Regions from separate parts of the Homo sapiens genome. Here regions 2 and 3 are each linked to region 1. Evidence: chromatin contacts called from ENCODE Hi-C or POLR2A ChIA-PET data. All regions are on one chromosome and are shown on one strand. Each heading gives the region's core, a stretch centred on a gene start or an enhancer-like site at or near the end of the contact. The rest is flanking DNA. Distances are from core to core; before and after follow the strand shown. Region 1 holds the start of ZER1 (zyg-11 related cell cycle regulator). Region 2 holds the start of FUBP3 (far upstream element binding protein 3). Region 3 holds the start of TOR1B (torsin family 1 member B).

Region 1 (3,732 bases), core at 751-3,250:
TCAGGCCACCTCAGCCTCCCAAAGTGCTGGGATTACAGGCGTGAGCCACCAAACCGGGCTTTTTTTTTTTTTCTTGTGAAACAGAGTTTCACTCCTGTTGCCCTGGCTGGAGTGCAATGGCACAATCTTGGCTCACTGCAAACTCTGCCTCCCAGGTTCAAGCGATTCTCCTACCTCAGTCTCCCAAGTTCCCAAGTAGCTGGGATTACAGGCGTGCGCCACTATGCCCAGCTAATTTTTGTATTTTTAGTAGAGACGGGGTTTCACCATGTTGGCCAGGCTGGTCTCAAACTCTTGACCTCGTGATCTGCCTGCCTTGGCCTTCCAAAGTGCTGATATAACAGGCTTGAGCCACGACGCCTGGCCCAAGCAATGTATTAATATGAGAGTTCCCATCTAGCCATATCCTCGTCAACATTTGTTATTGTCTCTCTGATGATGTCCATCTTAAGGAGCATAAAACCGTACCTCCCCACCTCCTGGGCTCAAGCAATCCTCCAACTTCAGCCTCCCGAGTAGCTGGGACTACAGATGCGCACCACCATGCCCTGCTAATTTTTGTAGAAATGGGGTCTCCCTATGTTGCCCAGGCTGATCTCCAACTCCTGGGCTCAAGCCTCAGCCTCGACAACCCCATCTGCTGAGATTATAGGTTGTGAGTCACTGTGCCAAGCCCAACAGCTTTTTTAAGGATTCAAGACTGTACGAACATAGTTGTAGCTGGTCAAAGATTAAAAGGTGCTATGCAAGAAAAAAGAAATCCACAAAATTAGTTCTTGGAATGGAACTGAGGCACCTGTCAAGAAAGGGTTCCTCAAGAAAGGAGCATCTAGCTAGGGTGTGGTAGCTCACGCCTGTAATCCCAGCACTTTGGGAGGCTGAGGTGGGCGCATCACCTGAGGTCAAGAGTTTGAGACCAGCCTGCCCAACATGGCGAAACCCCATCTCTACTAAAAATACAAAAATTAGCCAGACGTGATAGTAGGCGCCTGTAATCCCAGCTACTTGGAGGCTGAGGCAGGAGAATTGCTTGAACCCGGGGAGTCTGCAGTGAGCTGAGGGCCATTGCCCGCCAGCCTGGGCAACAAGAGAGAGAAACTCCGTCTCTCAAAAAAAAAAAAAAAAAAGAGAAATCCAGAGAAGAAATGATGGTGTTTTGAGATGGAGTCTTCCTCTGTCGCCCAGGCTGGAGTGCAGTGGTGCGATCTCAGCTTACTGCAAGCTCTGCCTCCTGGGTTCAAACGATTCTCCTGCTTCAGTCTCCTGAGTAGCTGGGATTAGAGGCGCGCACCACCACGCTCGGCTAATTTTTGTATTTTTAGTAAAGACGGCGTTTCACCATGTTGGCCAGGCTGGTCTCGAACTCTTGACCTCAGGTGATCCGCGTGCCTCGGCCTCCCAAAGTGCTGGGATTACAGGCGTGAGCCACTGCGCTCGGCCAGAAGGAACTGGTTTGACAGGATCCTTAGGACTTGGAGACTGGACGAGGGGCCCAGGAAAATGTAGGGGCCGAGGTCGCCGCCCAATTTCCCATTTGGAAGCTCGGTTGCCTGGTGGCGCATGCCCTAGATGGAGGTTAGGAGCACCTTTTGGGGGACGGTGATGACTGCGGGTTGACACGCGAGTGTGAGCCACCCGTGGAGAACGCAAGACATGTTCAACAGGGCGCTGGATGGAGGGGGCTGGCGCCCAGAGTCAGTCCTGCTATTCAGCAGTGTTGGGCTCAGGTGAACCGCAGCGCCAGGGCGGGCACCGATCCTAGGGTCCCACGAACAGGCCCCTCGGAGGCCAGGGAGAGCCCTGAATGACGCGTTCTCTCGGGTGGCCTGGGGGGGGCATCCCGCGGCTTCCTCCACCGGCGTAACGTGCCGGGCCCGGGGAAAGGAGCCGCCCGCCGGTCCCCGGAACCTTCTGCCGCCGCCGCCCGCGTTAGCCGCGGGACGGGTCGGGGGAACCCGATCGCTGTTGCTAAGGGGCGGCCCCGGAAGTGACGCGCCCCGGGTTTGTTGACAGCGGAGGCGGCGGCGGCTGCAGGCTCCGAGCCGTAGGAGCCGGATCGGGGGAGGGGCCGGGCCCAGGAGCCTCAGCCCCGCCGGCAGCCCTAAGGGCAAGGTAACCGCCACGGGGTCCCCGTCGCGACCCCCTCCCTCCCGGAGCTCCCGTCCCCGGGATCCCAAGCTCCGCCCCGCCGACCCCCGTCTCCCCTGGACCCCGGCTCTAGCCTGACGAGATCCCCAACCTCCTGAGGTGCTCTGGCCCCGGATTCTCCCGGGCTGCATTCTCTGCTCCTCCTCGCCTGCGAAGCATCACGTCCGCTTCCCGACGCTGAGGGCAGCCCCGTCCAGGGTAGGTCCCGGACCCCGGGCCAAGGGACGTACCTGCGTCCTCCTCCTTCGCCTCCTGCCTACGGGGCCTAAGCATCGCCGCTGCAACCACTCTCTGAGGTCCATCTCCGCCAGTGGTGGGAGGGTTCCTTTCTCTATCCCTGCCGCCAGGTCTGAGAATCGTGTCTTTAAAACTGAGCTCCCTTCCTCCAGAAAGAAAATGACGCTCTGTCGTTTGCCCCTACAAGATGGGGGATCGGTGTAGGGCTGAAAGGGCCACCCTCTGCCCCTCCTACCTGTTGGATGAGCTTAAGTTCCCCCAGAGAAGTGCTTAGAAGCTCAAGGACGACTTGGATTCTGGATCAGCTCCCAAAAGGGATGACACAAAGTATAGGGAAATCCAACAGGGTGAGGTTGCAACCGGAGGGCCAAGGGAGCCCGACAGGTGAGTTGATAGTGAAACTGACTGTGCTGGCCACTATAGCTCTCTGGGTGGAACTTGTCTTGGCTGCTCTTTGACCGAAAGAGCCCAAGATTTCCAGTCTTTGCCTGTGTTTGTCAGTCCATTCGTTTTGTTTTGTTTTGTTTTTCTTTAAATAGAGATGGGGTCTCACTATGTTACCCAAGCTGGTCTCGAACTCCTGGGCTCAAGTGATCCGCCCGCTCCAGCCTCCAAAAGTGCTGGAAATACAGGCATGAGCCACCGCGCTCAGCTAGTGCATTTGATTTTTAAGGGGGAGGGGAATGGAATGTCTGATGTCTTGGGAAAATCCTTCCATATATGATCTTTCACAGAATGTTTCTCTTCAGACTTCAAACTGGTTAGGATGAGCATAAAAGCATAGCCTTGAAAAGGGTCACGGGAGGCTATACTTAGAGCAGAAAGTGGTGGCCAGGGGTGAAGGGCCTCGCTACTTTGGTTCATTTGTTCATTCAGCAAATAATAAACATGATATGTAAGGAGGTAATAAGTGGTTTGGAGAAAAATAGAGAAGGAAGGACCATGGGGAAGGAGTTGGGAGTTGTCATTTTATAGAGGGTGTTCAGGGAAGGTCTCTAGTAAGGTGACCTTTGAGCAGAGATAAGTGAGGGAGCAAGCCAGGTAGTTCTCTTGTGGCAGAGCATTCCGCAGCAAATGCAAAGGTCCTGTGGTCATATGCCTGGTGATTTGAAGAAACAGCATAAGGGCTCACGCTTGTAATCCCAGCACTTTGGGAGGCTGAGGCAGCCGGATCACCTGAGGTCAGGAGTTCAAGACCAGCCTGGCCGACATGGTGAAACCCCATCTCTACTAAAAGTACCAAAAAAAAAATTAGCTGGCCGTGGTGGCTCATGTCTGTAATCCAAGTTACTCAGGAGGCTGAGGCAGGAGAATTATTTGAACCTGAGAGGTGGAGGTTGCAGTGAG
Region 2 (3,732 bases), core at 768-3,267, 1.8 Mb before region 1:
ATACAGTATTACAGATTTCTAACATTCCGTTCTTGCCCAATGCAAATCTATATACAATAAACCTAAAATTACCCACCAACCTGGTTTTTCTTTAGTTTTTAAAGGCCATCAAATCCTTGGAGATAGTATGGACCTCCAGCTGTTAACATTCAGAAGGAACACACTTACAGCCCTGTCTCCATTGGGCTTATTACTGCTCCAGTCAATGGTGCATTTCAGAGCTGAGAACAATTCCAATGAAGTTTTCACTGCTAGTAGTAAACACCACTGCTTCAACAATCCACATTAGGTCAGCATTTACCAGAGGGTCTCCCTCTGGAGCAGGTTGTCCAAGAATATGAGTTCAACCACTGGCTCAAGAGAAGCGGAATGTCTTCTCAATGGTTCAAAATTCACTTTATGTTCAACTACAGGCCTTCTGCAAACTGAGGATCTGAGCCCTTTAGGGCAGTGACTATAATTCTTCCCGGACATAGAAGGCCAACAAGGTGACTGTCACACATCAGCACAGAGCGAAAGCCATTACATATTAGTAGCCAGTGAGAAACAAGGTTCAGGACCCTGTACTGTAGAGGAGAGCACTGTAACACGCCAGCAAGCAGAGTGGTGGAAGGGGAGCTGGGTGGCATGTTCATCCATTACAGCCATGGGTGGATCTGAAGTCTAAGTAAGATGGATACTCACTACTGTACTGGTTGGCAGCTAGGCAGTAAAGTAACAATTCATCAGATAAAATTTTAGGTGGAACCACAGGTTTGGAAAGTTCTGGGATCCAATATAATGTCTATAGGAGCATCAATATATAACATGAAAAGTCAGTTATCAGGGAAACAGGTAGGGTTCCCTCCCCTGGAATACTGGAAAGAGATGTAAAGACCATATCTTCAAGCGCCCGAGTGAAGACCTTCTTCTAATACAATGACTCCTGTGGCTTTCTGTTAGGAATCAAGCAGTAATTAGTTATAGCCCAACTTTTAAAGTATCAGTGCGCTTACAATTACATAAGAAGAGAGGAGGACATAAGACACTTAACCGAGGAAGCTGAAGTGTTAGGGCTGACTTGTAAGTAAGTTTTAGATACAAATGAAGAACACGTTCTGTTCTAAGTACCATGCCAGAAGCCAGTAAGTATTTTTGGCAGGTCCCATATTCACTCTCTGGGGAAGCCTGGAGCCTTCTAAAACCCAGTTAATTTAACTTTGATTAAATGCACGACATTGTCAGACAGTAAAGTTTCAATGTCGGAATGAGGCCATATCATTCTCCCCAGTAGAGGCAAGCTTGCCATGAGAAATTTCTACATCTTGGGGACCACCCCCACACATGTAACACCTCCCTCTCTCACCTCTCCAAAGAGCACCCTCACATATAAGATGCCCTCGAGTTCCTTCTACTCAACAGAAAGTCTAAAGACGATGTTCCCCAAGTTTTAACAAGCTACTGGGCGTCAGACAGCTGCTTTATGTCTACACCCAGATCCTCCCCGTGGGCTTCCCGGACCCCTCCCCTCGCGAGGTTCAGAACCCCGCGCTAGCTACACTGTGGGTCCAGGCTGGCCGCTGGGGCACGATGGGGCCAGACGCTCTAAGCAAACCCTTTCCCAGCGACTTCAGGCACCTGGGAGACCCGCCCGACAGGCCGGGCCTGGGCCTCGCAGTGGCGCCTTATCCCCCCGGCTCCTCCCGGCTGTAGGAACTCCACGGAACGGCCCGGCCCGGCTGAGACGTCGGTTCAGGCTGCCTCCCGCCCCCCAGGCCCGAACCCCTCTTCCCCGCCCGCCAGGCCCCGCCTCGGGATCTCGTGCTCCTGCCAGCCGGCTGCGCCCGTACCTGCCGGACCCGGTGCAGGGCATCCACGAAGCCCTCGGCCTTCATCCCCACAGGAGCGCTCTGCCCCTGCACCAGCTCCGCCATTACCGCCCCCGCCGCCGTCGCCGCCGCCGCCGACGCCGCCGACGCCGCCGCTCGGCTCCCCGGTCCGGCCTCCCGCTCCGCTTGGGGACCCGTAGCCGGAAAAGGAAAGTCGCCCTACTTCCGGCGGAAGGGAAAGCCGGGACGCTCGCAGCTGGAGGAGTCGCGTCTGCGGGGCGGGGTCAGGGCACGTGACCTTCGACCGATCGGAAGTGGGGGCGGGACGGCAGCGCCGGGGTGGGCTCAGATCGCCAGGCAGCCGTGGGTCTCCAGGGTCCGGTCGCGACCCTTCCCTTCCCGGGCGGGATTTGGTCCAGGACCGTCGATGGCGTCTTGACAGGTCCCCGAGGCTTGGATGTGGTCCCGAGGTGTCCGCTGTCGGCCGTTTGGAATCTCAGAGGGACTGACGTGGCTCTCCCAAGACGGCACCCCGAACAGTCGTGGTTCATCAAAAGCCTGGTCCTGGGTAGCCCCTCCCTGAAATGGCTGTTGGTTGGGAATTTGGGGGCTGAGCGCTTTGAAAGGGCATTGGGACAGCATCACAGAATGTCAGTGTCCCACATTTGCGAGGAGTCCCGGGCCCCAGTTCTTACACTGCAGTTTGCATGAGGATGGGCCACCGCCACTTCCGCCTGGGGTTGTCTGGTGATGCCCCCAGGAGAGACGCGCCCACTGAAAAGCCAGCGTGGTGTCCTCTTACACGGTCCTTAACAAACTCTGGGACTCTGGGGGTGCAGGAAATACCACAGGACCGTCATTACTCCCATACCGGCTGAGTCACAACTGTATTGCAGGAGGCTTCTTGGAACGCCTATGTAACTTTAATGGAAGTGACCAGGTACAGATCTTCTACAGCAAGGAAGGAATCTTAGTGCTAGAATTCAGTTGAGCCTTTGAGTTGGCTCTTCTTATAAGTGAGCAAACAAGTAACAAGGTTTAGGGGGCGCCCATTTTTGTGTTAGCACGATTGCCCTCGTGTTTAATATTTCCCAAGCCCTATTATGATAAGGAGTTGGACTTAATGAAGAACCATGTTGTCAAACATCTTATGCCCATCTTGAAGTTGTGAAGGAGGATGAGCACCAAGAAAAGGAAATAAATAAAATCCAATACGGGCCGGGTGCGGTAGCTCACGCCTGTAATCTTAGCAGTTTGGGAGGCCAAGGCAGGCAGAACTCTTGAGCCCAGAAATTCAAGACCAGCCTAGGCAGCATAGTGAGACCCCGTCTCTACAAAAAATATAATTAGCTGGGCGTGGTGGCAAACACCTGTAGTCCCAGCTACTTGGGAGGCTGGAGTGGGAGGATCACCTGAGCCCTGGAGGTCAAGGCTGCAGTGAGCTATGATCACGCCACTGCAGTACAGCGTGGGTGACAGAGCAAGACCCTTTCTTGGGGAAAAAAGTCCCATATAACTTTCCTTGATGACCCCACCCTCACCCCTCACTGTGTCATTATGCCAAGAGAGCTTTGGGCATTCTAAAGAAGTATGAGGAATACTTGACCAATAACCAAAGTATAGTTATTTATTTGTTAATGACTTCTTTCCTAGACTGTGAGTTACTTTAGAGCAGAGACTTATTTTTCCCTGTATCCCTAGGGTGTGGCACATAGTAGGTGCTTAGTAAACTTATTTTGCATTCAATAATGCCAAGTAGAATAATTCATAGATTATGGCAAAATAAAAGAATTTGGCAAAATTGCAAGATTGAAGATTGCTTTCAGAAAAAATGTTCCAACCCCTGTTCAAAAGTACATAGCTTGCTGTGTTGTTGAAGTGCCAGCACGAGGAGGACCATGCCAACACATCCATTTATTGCCCA
Region 3 (3,732 bases), core at 728-3,227, 1.0 Mb before region 1:
CTCTCTTTTTTTTTTTTTTTTCTGAGACAGAGTCTCACTGTGTCGCCCAGGCTGGAGTGCAGTGGCGCGATCTCGGCTCAGTGCAAGCTCCGCCTCCCGGGTTCAGGCCATTCTCCTGCCTCAGCCTCCCGAGTAGCTGGGACAACAGGTGCCCGCCACCATCCCCGGCTAATTTTTTGTATTTTTAGTAGAGACGGGGTCTCACCGTGTTAGCCAGGATGGTCTCCATCTCCTGACCTCGTGATCCGCCCCCCTCGGCCTCCGAAAGTGCTGGGATTACAGGCGTGAGCCACTGTGCCAGGCCTTTTTTTTTTTTTTTTTTTTGAGACCGAGTACGGTGGCGCGATCTCAGCTCACTGCAACCTCTGCCACCCAGGTTCAAGCGATTCTCCTGCCTCAGCCTCCCAAGTAGCTGGGATTACAGGTGCGTGCCACCGTGCTCAGGTAATTTTGGTACTTTTAGGTAGAGATGGGGTTTCACCATGTTGGCCAGGCTGGTCTCAAACTCCTGGCCTCAAATGATCCGCCCGCCTCGGCTTCCCCAAAATGCTGGGATTACAGGCGTGAGCCACGGCGCCAGGCCCTTGGCTCCCCATCTTTTAATGGAAATAACATCCCCTACCCCACTGGACTGTTTTGGAACCAAGTAAGAGAAATGTTGTAGGAGAGCTTTGTAACTACCTGGACTAAGTGTGCCTTAACTCAGTGGAGCCGGGGGCTACAGCAACACAAAGGAAAGAGAAGCAGAGGCCAGAGTTAGTGAGCAGGTCACCCGGACCAGTCCGACTGGCCTGCAGACGAGATAATAGCGGGTTCTCTTGCCTGGTACAGTTTTATCTTCTGCTCATGAGGGAAGTGCAGAGTCGATACAAACAGGTGGACAAAGTTACTCTTCAGACCTTTTGGGTGAAGATTTTCAGCCACAATTTGACTGACAAAATTCTTGCCTGTGCCAGCCCAGCCGTGTAAGGAAAGGGTCAGTGGTTTCTTGGGATTTTTGTTGTTCCTGAAGCCAGTCAGCGCCTTGAAAATCACTTCCGTGGCTAGATGCTGTCCAAACAGCTTCTCCTCCAAATCCAGCTTGAGAGCTGCAAGAACAGCCCCAGAACAAAGAGAGAAACAGACCTTAAAAATGCATCAGCAACGCAGCACTTTCTTAGCTGGCCAAAGCAAGAAGCACAGATTATCCAGGGACACAGCAGGGTGTCTGCCACACCCTAGGGCCGAGGCAGTCAAACGATGCCACTTTCAAGATTATGTGGAGGTCCTTAACGCTTCGGGGTCTGATAAGGAAGCTAAATGTTCATTCATTCAGAGATGAACCATCGCTTGACTGAGCGCTTGCTAATCCCAGCCACCCTTGCTGACCTGCAGGAAAACCAGGGGCCAAATGTGGGCTTTCTGGGCGACGCAGCACGTCTGAAAACTACTTAATAGGGTTGGCAGGGCGCAGAAGGGCCGCCCGCCTACTTTCCGTTTCTTCCACCTGTGATCCCAAGGAACGGGAGCTTTAGAAAGGCGCTGGGGCAGCCCCACGATCTGGAGACTGTTTGCGAAGGCACCGCTTCTGCGTTCCCGCGAACGGTTCCGGGGCCGCCCCATCCGCTCCCCGCCCACCCCAGCTGGGACCACCGCCGTCTAGATGCCACGGGCCCGGTCCGTGCCAGGCGCCCACGAGGCCGTCCCTCCGCGCCCCCGCGCCCCCGCGCCCCCCGCAGCGCCGACCCACAGCTCGCGCGCGCGCCGTACCCGAAGCGTTGAGCGGCCGCTCCTCGCGGCAGCACTCGGCGAAGCGGCAGTAGATGTCATTGTAGGACAGGTAGCCGGTGATGGCCGACGCGGCCCCGATGGCTAGGCCCACGGTGATGGGCTCGAACGCCGCCACCACTCGGGCCGCCAGCAGCAGCGCCAGCGCCGCCGCGCCCCGGAGCCACCCAGCCCGCAACATCCCGCTCCTCGAAGCCCGCAGAAGCCACTGAGCCAGGCGCCCCGCGGCCAAGCGGCAGGACGGACTTCCTCTCGTGCGTCACTTCCGCCCCGCAGACCCGCCCACTCCCTTGGGGGCGGCCATGTTGGTGAGGGGCGGAGAGGAGGGCGGTGCCATCGTTCTTGGGAGTGGTCCGAAGGTGTAGGAGACTGTTTTGTTTCCCTTTTCTTTTAAAAAAATTTTTTCGGGCCGGGCGCGGTGGCTCACGCCTGTAATCCCAGGACTTTGGGAGGCCGAGCCGAGATCACGCCATTGCACTCCAGCCTGGGCAACAAGAGTGAAAAAATATCTAAAAAAAAAAAAAAAAATTTTTTTTTTTTGGCCGGGCGCCGTGGCTCACGCCTGTAATCCCAGCACTTTGGGAAGCTGAAGCGGGCGGATCACCTGATGTCAGGAGTTCGAGACCAGCCTGCTCAACGTGGCGAAACCCCGTCTCTACTAAAAATACAAAAAATTAGATGGGTGTGGTGGCGGGCGCCTGTAATCCCAGCTACTCGGGAGGTTGAGGCAGGAGAATCTCTTGAACCCAGGAGGCGGAGGTTGCAGTTAGCCGAGATCGTGCCACTGCACTCCAGCCTGGGCGACAAGAGCGAAACTGTCTCAAAAAAAAAAAAAAAGGCTGGCCGGGCGCGGCGGCTCACGCCTGTAATCCCAGCACTTTGGGAGGCCGAGGCAGGCGGATCACGAGGTCAGGAGATCAAGACCATCCTGGCTAACACAGTGAAATCCCATCACTACGAAAAATAGAAAAAATCAGCCGGGCATGGTGGCGGGCGCCTGTAGTCCCAGCTACTCGGGAGGCTGAGGCAGGAGAATGGCGTGAACCTGGGAGGCGGAGCTTGCAGTGAGCCGAGATCGTGCCACTGCACTCCAGCCTGGACGACAGAGCGAGACTCCGTCTCAAAAAAAACAAAAAAAAGCCAAAAAAAATTTTTTTAAACTTTCTTATATTTTTTTCTTATCTGATATGTATATTGGGGACAGGGTCTGGCTCTGTCGCCCCGGCTGGAGCGCAGTGGCAGGATCTCGGCTCGCTGCAAACTCTTCCTCCCAGGTTCAAGCGATTCTCCCATCTCAGCTGCTGGAGTAGCTGGGATTATAGGTGCCCGCCAACACGCCCAGCCAACTTTTGTGTTTTTAGTAGAGACGGGGTTTCGCCATGTGGCCCAAGCTGGTCTCGAACTCCTGACCTCAAGCGATCTACCTGCCTCCGTCTTCCAAAGCCTGGGGTTACAGGAGTGGGCTTATGGCTGGATTTGTTTTCTTCAGAGCTTCTCGGAGCCCTCAAGCTTTGCTTTGTTATCCCTCCCTTCACTTCGCCGGAGGTATAATGTGCGTTTCTTGGGTCGGCCCACCCGCCTGCCTTCTTCCTGAAACAGTTGCGAACTCTCCGTGCTGCGCCCTAGACTGAGCACTGGGGATGCAGCGGCCCCAAGACAGACCTGCCCAGGCTTCCACACTGAAATCCCGAGGTCCATTCTTTCATTCAGCACGCTAGGTGGCAGGCCCCTTGCTGGATGCCAGGAACGACAGCAGAGGAGGGGACGGAGTTGGCCCCTGCCCTCTCAGAGCTGACGGTCTATGGGGGAGGCCGACAAAGGGGTGAGACTCAATGCTGAGTGGGCAGAGAAGTATCGGACAGTGGTACAGGGAAGGCTTTTGTCTAAGCTGGGCACTGAGGGAGTTAGGCCAGGCAAAAAATGAGTAGAGTGTTTTAGGCAGAAAACAACAGTCAGTTTGGAGAA

The links. A loop is a pair of places that touch in the nucleus more often than their neighbours do. ChIA-PET counts read pairs that join two places held with the same protein, here RNA polymerase II (POLR2A). Pooled maps may share reads with other maps.
Region 2: a pooled map shows a loop between it and region 1 (26-fold over the local background). The contact joins the promoter of FUBP3 here to the promoter of ZER1 in region 1. A Hi-C loop is called at or near these places in 5 of 50 pooled maps. POLR2A ChIA-PET finds 5 or more read pairs at or near these places in 2 of 52 experiments (HEK293 and activated B cell).
Region 3: a loop to region 1 is called in a pooled map, with 8 times the contacts of the local background. The contact joins the promoter of TOR1B here to the promoter of ZER1 in region 1. A Hi-C loop is called at or near these places in 8 of 50 pooled maps.

The regions. Positions count from the first base shown.
Region 1 is chr9:128,770,195-128,773,926 of GRCh38, reverse strand. ZER1 (zyg-11 related cell cycle regulator) reads left to right here and starts at 2,000. Exons shown (of 16, transcript NM_006336.4): 1 at 2,000-2,346. LOC124902282 (a long non-coding RNA gene) reads right to left here and starts at 2,593. Exons shown (of 2, transcript XR_007061804.1): 1 at 2,379-2,593. RefSeq lists enhancers at 909-1,635, 2,364-2,413 and a silencer at 1,704-2,173.
Region 2 is chr9:130,577,862-130,581,593 of GRCh38, reverse strand. FUBP3 (far upstream element binding protein 3) reads right to left here and starts at 2,017. Exons shown (of 19, transcript NM_003934.2): 1 at 1,830-2,017. The coding sequence starts at 1,913. It overlaps LOC100272217 (a long non-coding RNA gene), which reads left to right and starts at 2,100. Exons shown (of 1, transcript NR_027440.1): 1 at 2,100-3,732. LOC124902286 (a long non-coding RNA gene) reads right to left here and starts at 1,754. Exons shown (of 2, transcript XR_007061818.1): 1 at 1,346-1,754; 2 at 1-935. RefSeq lists a silencer at 1,700-2,069.
Region 3 is chr9:129,801,429-129,805,160 of GRCh38, reverse strand. It overlaps TOR1B (torsin family 1 member B), which reads right to left and starts at 1,977. Exons shown (of 5, transcript NM_014506.3): 1 at 1,750-1,977; 2 at 823-1,088. The coding sequence starts at 1,948. RefSeq lists silencers at 1,588-1,707, 1,768-1,897.